2 separate regions of the Homo sapiens genome follow, and region 2 is linked to region 1. A link is an interaction called in ENCODE POLR2A ChIA-PET data of the cell type or tissue named here. Cell type or tissue: PC-3. All regions are shown on one strand. Each heading gives the region's core, and the rest is flanking DNA. Links, peaks and the distances in the headings are about the cores only.

Region 1 (4,401 bases), core at 229-4,228:
CCAGGTGATTCTGATACATAGTGAAGTTGAGAACCTCTGCACTACAGCTACCAAACAGAAACATCAGCCTTGACTGTCAAAGCTCCCAACAAAGAACCTAAGTGCTTGGATATCCCAAGTCCAAGTCCAAGTCTTTGCCATGGTACCAGTGCACCTAGTAGGTTAGCTATTCTTGGTGCTTCACCTGTTTCATTTCTGAAAAACAGTCTGCTCTCTTCCTAACAATAACACTAGAGTTAACGATCCTTGAAGTCCCAGTGGCCACAGTTCCATAGGGAGTTACCTTCCTGGTCTCCTGAGTATAGACAATGGACAAGGTAAGCAGCAGTCTTGGGAAAACAAACAACACAGACCAGGAAAACAGAGAAGCAACCCCTGCTGCCACTGTGAACACATACGAAGTCAGCTCCACTTCAGAGCAAAGATACAATCCAGCTGAATATTAGAAAAATATGGTCTGACCATTTAGATTTCAGAGGGATCCAAAACCAATTTAGACTCCAGTCGGTTGACAAAGTTCACATTCAGCAAAACAGCTCCAGCAGTTGCATCATACACACAACAGGGCAATTCAGAAATACAGATGTCCAGCCATGTGCAAAACAATGCTTTCATTTTTTTTCTTCTCTTTCCCACCACTGACCCCGAGAGCAGGCTGGAAAAGCTCAGCATCTGTTGCTACTAAGAATAGGCTGTGGAGATAATTATTTATGAACTTGCAAGCCCTGAGCTACCTAGCACGCTCAGGGACGGTCAGAGCAGATCACTGTCACTGTGTTGAGGGTTACACAGCAGACACCCCATGCCAGGCAGGGTTACTTTCCAGTTTGCTCACCGGAAACAACAGGTAGGAACGTGGCTCTAAACAATCACCCTGGTGGGTCATTCTCAAGAGACTAAGGTTCAAGTTATAGATGGGGTTCTAGGGAACTACATGGTACACACTGTTTAAGATGGCATGGAACTCGCACAAGACAGATAAGAAACAGGAAAGCCATGCTCCTTCTGGCAAACAGCTAAACATCTACAGAACCTCATGGAAACTCGCCTGAATTCTTATTGTGGACAACATCTATCAGACACTGCCAGACATATCAGGACCAGAGTGACAATCTAGGACCTAAGGCTCAAAGATATCACTGCATGCTTTGGAGGTAAGCCTGAGTTTCAGAGTCTGCCGGACATACATAAACTCCATATAACGTATCAGGACTTGCTTTAGAAACCTGGTACTGCCAACAGGGCCTTTTAAAATAGATAAACTCATCTTGATTGGAGGAGAATGGCATTAATGAAAATGGAGGGAAATAACATGATGCATGTCTTATAAAACCAACCAAATATGCAGTAAATATTCATATTTCAATAAAGTGCCCCATATTCCCACAGACACAGCAATAGTGTGGATCCAATCATGTCATATCCACAAAACAGAAAGTTTTTCTTTTCTGTTTTTAAATTTTTATTTATTTATTGATTGATTGAGACAGGGTCTCCCCTCTATCGCCCAGGCTGGAGTGCAGTAGTGCGATCTCGGCTCACTGCACCTTCCAACTCCCGGGATCAAGTGACCCTCCCACCTCAGCCTCCTGAATAGCTGGGACCACAGGCACGTGCCACATTAGGCCCGGCTATTTTTTGTATTTTTTGTAAAGATGGGGTTTCACCATGTTGCCCAGGCTTGTCTCAAACTCCTGGGCTCAAGTGATCCTCCCACCGGGCCTTCCAAAGAGCTGGGATTACAGGCACGAGCCACTGCGCCCAGCCAGAAAGTTTTTTTAAAGTGGGCGAAACCTTTCCCTGTTCCCCAACTCCTCCACCTACACTGTGGTAGACTGTATCATTTGTTCAAAATGCTGGCTGTCCCTCTCCCCTGGGCCCATCCCCACAGCCTCTCTCCCTTGTACCCAATTCCTACTCTACTGAAATCATGTGTGGCCATGTGACCTGCTTTGGCTAATGGAATGTGGGTAAAGACAACTGCCACATCTCCTGGTTCTGCCATGAGGTCAGCATGCCTGGGTTAGGGGCTGCTCCCTAAGCCCTGGTCCTGGAATAAAGAGCTCATGGAACAGAGCCACAGCCATCCCACAAGGCCATCTATATGAACGTGCGAGAAACCTGTGCTGTTTATCACTCACTGAGATTGAGAGAAAAGCTCTAGACAGTGACCCTGAGCTTATAAAATAATGCCAAATTCCAGAGTCCCAGTATACTATATCATCACATGGATGTTTATATACAATAGGCCCATTATGTCTTCTGAATATATCAACTTTGAATAACAAATACTTGATGTAACCATATTGTCCTATTCTCTAGTCTCAGTATTTCAAAGTTGTTCCCTTGTAAAAATACATCAATTTTTTCAAAGACCACACTAAGCATTTCTTGGTGTTTCATGACTCATTAAGACAGTAGTCATGCAAACTCACAGAGAAAGAAATTACATGAAGGGGCAAATCTCCTTCCAGAAAACATAAGCAGTTTTCTATTGCTGCTTGATGACTACCAAACTACAATCTCAAAGGCCATCTTTCAAGAGGTAAATATCATCTCCCCCAGTAAGGCTTCCTTCACCACTAGGCCAAGTTGTACAATTCTTTTTCTGGCCTCTCAGATGCTTTCCTTGTCATCAACCACAGGGTTGGCTTTTTGTTTCTGTTTGGTTGGTTTAGTCTGCCTGACTTCCTCACTAAGTGCAGGCTCCCTGAGGACAGGATCTATGCAGTTTTCTTACACCTATCACCTGGCACACAGTAGGCTCAACTCATGTTTCTTGTACAGATGGATGAAGAAATAACACCAACATCCCCGTGTAAAGTCTTCCTGTTCAAAGCTTAAGAATTAGAAAGCAAACTTCAGTCCCACAGAAATTCTTTTTGACTGATAAGAGACATAGTTTTACAAATTCTCTGGCTTATGACCTCATTTCAAAGTTTAGGCAAAAGCCCTTCTATTGCATGCAGAGCACAGCTGGACAGATCCAAAGAAGGATCCTTCCAAGCTTGACTTTCTATTTCACACCGGAAAAGGCAGTTTGACATTCTCCTAGGCCAAAGTATGGTCAGCTATGGGTATAGTGCCACATGTCCCTGGCCATCATGTCAAAGACGGCCATGACTAGGCTTCACCGCGAGTACGAACTCCAGTAGCTGCCATTCCACATGCGTGAGCACAAGATGGGAGACCCAAGGGGTTATTTTCACACACAGAAGGCTGCAGAACTGGCTGCTCCTCAGAAAGGAAGGGGGTGAGTTGCCAATAACTAAGGACTATTAACTAAAAACCATCAAACAGAAAAACATTTTCTAAATACAAAACCCACTGTAGCCTGCCTATCAAACTGTTTGCTAAAGGAAAAACTCAGCATAAGGCAGGTCTGTTTGAGATTCTTGCTATAGAAATGCAGTTGCCAAGTGCCATCCTGATGCATCACGAAGACCTCCTCACTGAATTTCCTACTTCCACCTTGGCCATTCAACATACCATTTTTTTTTTTTTTTTTTTTTTTTTTTTTTTTTTTTTCTGAGACGGAATCTTGCTTTGTTGCCCAGGCTGGAGTGAAGAGGCACGATCTCGGCTTACTGCAACCTCCACCTCCGGGGTTGAAGTGATTCTCCTGTCTCAGCCTCCTGAGTAGCTGGGACTACAGATGCATGCCACCATGCCCAGCTAATTTTTGTATTTTTAGTAGAGACAGGGTTTCACCATGTTGGCCAGGATGGTCTCGATCTCTTGACCTTGTGATCCACCCGCCTCGGCCTCCCAAAGTGGTGGGATTACAGACATGAGCCACCGTGCCCGGCCCAACATACCATTCTTAACAGCTACACGGCCCTCTGGCTAAAACCACTCTTCTCTCCGTTTTAGTCAGAGGAAAAGCCACAGACTTGATGATGGCCTACAAGGCCCCACATCACTTATCCCTCATTATCTCTCTAATCTCATCCCTAGGATACTTTTGACAATCCTTGAACATGTCACAACAGAACCAGCTATTCCCTCTGCCAGAATGGAACAGAATAGAATGCCCTTCCCCAGGTAGTCCCAGATTACTCTCTAACATCCTTCAAGTGTCTGCTTACATGCACTCCCTTCTTAACAAATTCATCCATGCCCAGCTTATATAAAATTACACCTCACATCCTCATCCCTGTGACCAATCTCTACTTCCCCTGCAAAACATTTATCCAATTCTAAATTCTTATTTCATCTTTATTATTGATTATCTATCCTATGCCACCAGAATGTAAGCTCCCCATGGGCAAGGATTTTTGCTATTCAATTCACTAGCAGCTAGACTGCTGCCTGATACAAGTAAATACTCAATAAACACAGCTGAATAGGCCGGGCACGGTGGCTCATGCCTGTAATCCCAGCATTTTGGGATGCCAAGGT
Region 2 (4,401 bases), core at 168-4,167, 890 kb after region 1:
TTGGTGTATTTATAGGCAGGGTTCTTCAGAGAAACTCAGTTCATATAAGTAAATATATATATCTATATACACATATACATATATATCTATATGGGATATAGATATATATCCATCCTATATATACCTATACCTCCTATGTATTTATATACATATGCACATATATCACCTCTATGCACACATATATACACATATATGTTCATATGTGTATACACGTGTATATATAAGTATATGTGTGTATATATGTATACACGTGTGCATATGCATGTGTATGTGTATACATATATATGCACACGTGTATATGTGCATCATATATATATATATATATATAAATAATTATATATAGAAAGATTTATTTGAAGGAATTGGCTCACACAATTATAGAGACAGAGAAGTCCCAAGATCTTCAGCTGACAAGCTGGAGACTCAGGAGAACCAGTGGTGTAGATCTAGTCTGAGTCTGAGGGCCTGAGAACCAGGAAAACCTGTGATGTAACTTCTAGTCTGATAGTCGACAGACTCGAGACCCAAGAAAAGCCAATTTTTTAGTTCCAATCCAAAAGCAGGAAACTGATGTTCAACCTGAGTAGTCAGGTAGGAAGAGGTACCTCTTACTCATCCTTTTTGTACTCATCCTTTTTGTGTTCTAAAAAACAATTGATTAGAAGAGGCTCACCCACATTTAGGAGATAAATCTACTCAGTCTACCAATTCAAATGTTAATCTCATCTGGAAACACCCTCACAGACATAGACACAATAATATTTGACCAAATGCCTAGGCACCTCATGACCCAGTCAAATTGACTTGGTATGTTGGTTAAAAGTAACCAACATATGTTGGCTTCAGCAAAGATTGCTTTGATAAAACTTCAGAACACAATCCAGGAAAGAATAAATTGATAAATTGGAATTTATGAAAATTTAAAACTTATGTTCTTCAAATGACACTTCAGAAAATGAAAAGCCACAGACCTGGAAAAAATATTTGCAATCACATATCTTATAAAATATTTATATCAAGAATATGTAAACAACTCTGAAAACTCAGTAATAAGAAATCAATCCAATTAAACAATAAGGAAAAGTTTGACTGGACACCTCACCAAAGAAGATATGTAAATGGAAAATTGCATATGCAAAGATGTTAAACATCATTACTCATTAGGAAAATGGAAAGTAAAACCACAATGAGGTATCACTCACAACAATTAGAATAGCTAAAATAACAAAATGAATGTACTATATTACATTCTGGAAACCAGTTTTGAAGTTTCCTAAAATGTTAAACATAGACCTACTATGCATTCCACGTGAATACTTAAAAGACTTGTACACACCACACCACTGCACTCCAGCCTGGGTGATAGAGCAAGACCCTGTCTCCAAAAAAAGCAATGGGGGGTCTAGGCACAGTGGCTTATACCTGTAATCTCAACACTTTGGGAGGCCAAGGTGGGAGGACTGCTTGAGCTCTAAAGCTCAAGGCCATCCTGGGCAACATAGTGAGATGCCATCTCTACAAAAAGTAAAAATATTAGTCAGGCATGGTGGCGCATGCCTATAGTCCCATCTACTCAGGAGGCCAAGGTAGGAGGATTGCTTGAGCCTGGGAGGCAGAGGTTGCAGTGAGCCAAGATTGTACCACTGCACTCTAGCCTGGGCGACAGAGACAGAATGAGACTGTCTCAAACAAACAAACAAACAAAACAAGATTGGTATACAAATATTTGTAGCATCTTTATTCATAATAGTAAAAGCAAAAAGGAAACAACCAATATATACTAAAACTTCGACAGAGAGTATATGGATAAACAATGTTGGTATATCCATACAGTGGAAAGCAATTCAGTCACCAATAAAAAGGAATGAAGAATTGATACACATAACACATTTATGTAAAATTCTAGGAAACATAAACTACTACATAGTGAAAGAAAGCAGATCAGTTGTTGCCCAGACATGGGGTGAGGACCAGGGGGATGTGGGAGGAAAGGGCTACAAATGGGCATGTAGAAACTTTTGGGATGATAGATATGTTCATTATCTTGATTATAGTGATGGTTTCACGTGTGTATGAATGTGTCAAAACTTATCAAATTGTATACTTTAAGGATTTGAAGTTTATGTATGTCAGGCACCAGGATGATAGGGAAACTGTCAAAACTCTTCAAACTATTTTTTTTTAAATAAAATCTTTAGTGGCTTTCTCTTTCATTCCAAGTAAAAACTGAAGTCTTTTCTTTTTGGCCTACAAGACTATATGTGATGTGACTCACCCCTTGTGGCTTCCTCCCTGACCTCATCTCCTCCCACTTCAACTCTTATTCACCGTGAGCTCCAGACACACTGGCCTCTTAGTGGTTGCTCCAGCACACCATCCACACTCACATCTCAGGGCCTTTGCACCTGCTGTTACCTCTGCCAGAACACTCTGTCTACAAGTACCCATATGGCTTTCTCCTCATTTCCTTCAATTCTCTGCTCAGTGTAAGGTCCACTGTCCACCAGTACCATCATACCCTGTCCCCTCTCCCTGCTTTATGTGTCTTCCCTATTGTCTCTATTTTTCCTCTTTTTAAGCTTCGTGAATACATGGTCTTTGTTTTACTCACTCATGTAGCCCCAATACCAAAAACAGTGCCTGGCGCTATTAGGCAATAAATGTTTGTTGCATAAAATATTTGTAGAATAAATTTAAAATGAAATCTAAGGAGTAGAGTACACTGATTAAGTGCGTAGGCCCTGGAACTGAGGTGCCTGACTTCCAATTCCAGTTTAATCACTTACTAACTGGGTGATCCTGAGCAAAATACTGACCCTCTCTCTCTCTCTCAGTTTACTTATCTATAAAATAGAGAAAATGGTAGTACCTACCTCATAGCATTGTTGTAAGGAATAAACAATAACAAATAAGTGGATGTTAGCTGTTATGATGACTGTATTATTATTGTTTCTATTTTTCCTGTATGTTTCCTAAGCACTTGGTTTTGTTTTGTTTTTTGTTTGTTTGTTTTTTGGGCTTTTTGAGGCAGGGTCTCACTCTGTCTTTCAGGCTAAAGTGCAGTGGTACAGTCATAGCTCATCATATGTAGTCTCAAACTCCTGGGCACAAGCAATCCTTCTGCCTCAGCCTTCTGATTAGCTGGGACTGTAGGCATCCACTACCATGCCTCACTAATTTTTTTATTTTTTGTAGAGATGGAGTCTCACTATGTGCTCAGGCTGGTCTTGAACTCCTGGCCTCAAAGAATCTTCTTACCTCAGCCTCCCAAAGTGCTGGGGTTACAGGCATAAGCCACTGCACCTGGCCTTAGGCACTTGTTAAGTTGAATTTTTCTATCACACTATTTTTATACATAGTTTAGAATGTTAAATTGTTCTATAAACTTATAACAAAATACAGTGGTCCCCAACCCTATTCTTTACCATTCTCTAATTTCACTCTTGAAAGGAAACTACTCTCAACTGTTTTAGCTGTCTTCTGTTGACCTCTGTATTTCTAGTATTACATATTTATATTGCTATTTCTTAAAGTTTTCAGTTTAATATTGCCTATTGACTTTTTAAAAATTTGTTTTACTTTAATTTTTGTGGGGACATAGTAGGTATGTGTATTTATGGAGTACATGAGATGTTTTGATACAGGCATGCAATGCATAATAATCACATTATGGAAAATGGGGTATCCATCCCCTCAACAATTTGTCCTTTGTATTACCAATAATCCAGTTAGACTTGTTATTTTAAAATGTATAGTTAAATTATTATTGACTATAGTCACTTGTTGTCCTATCAAATACTAGGTCTTATTCTTTCTTTCTATTTGTTTTGTACCCATTAATTATCCCCACCTCCCTGCTACCCTCCCACTCCCCTTCCCAGTCTCTGGTAATCATTCTTCTACTCTCTATCTCCATGAGTTCAATTGTTTTGATTTTCAGATCCCACAAATAAGTGAGAACATGATAATATCTCATTGTGGTTTTGATGTTTGTCTTTCTGTGCCTGGCTTATTTCACTTAGCATAATCAACTCCAGTTCCATCCATATTGTTTCAAATGACAGAATACCATTATTTTTAATGGCTGAATACTACTCCATTATGTATATGTACATTTTCTTTATTCATCTGTTGATGGACACTTAGGTTGCCTCCAAATCTTGGCTGTTGTGAACTGTGCTGCAACAAACATGGGAGTGCAGGTATCTCTTTGATACACTGATTTCCATTCTTTTAGGTACATACCCAGCAGTGGGATTGCTGGATCATATGGTAGCTCTATTTTTAGTTTTTTGAGGAACCTCCAAATTGTTCTCCATAGTGGTTGTACTAATTTACTTTCCTGCCAACAACATTAAAGGGTTCCCTTTTCTCCACATCCCTGCCAGAATTCGTTATTAC

Evidence for each region. ChIA-PET counts read pairs that join two places held together with the same protein. Peaks named below come from ENCODE experiments on the same cell type or tissue, not always from the same donor. Only the 100,000 strongest peaks of a DNase experiment are listed, where the experiment ranks them.
Region 2: POLR2A ChIA-PET joins it to region 1 with 9 read pairs; 2 of 35 experiments call an interaction of 5 or more read pairs at or near these places.

Annotation. Positions count from the first base shown.
Region 1 is chr1:218,368,384-218,372,784 of GRCh38, reverse strand. All of the region lies in intron 1 of TGFB2 (transforming growth factor beta 2), which reads right to left. Among named protein-coding and RNA genes, the nearest start is that of TGFB2-AS1, 25 kb to the right of the region's middle. In PC-3, for the core only: no CTCF peak of the experiment used is centred there; a DNase peak (open chromatin) is centred at 2,474; H3K27ac peaks cover 1,938 bases.
Region 2 is chr1:217,480,484-217,484,884 of GRCh38, reverse strand. All of the region lies in intron 8 of GPATCH2 (G-patch domain containing 2), which reads left to right. Among named protein-coding and RNA genes, the nearest start is that of GPATCH2, 150 kb to the left of the region's middle. In PC-3, for the core only: no CTCF peak of the experiment used is centred there; a DNase peak (open chromatin) is centred at 2,314.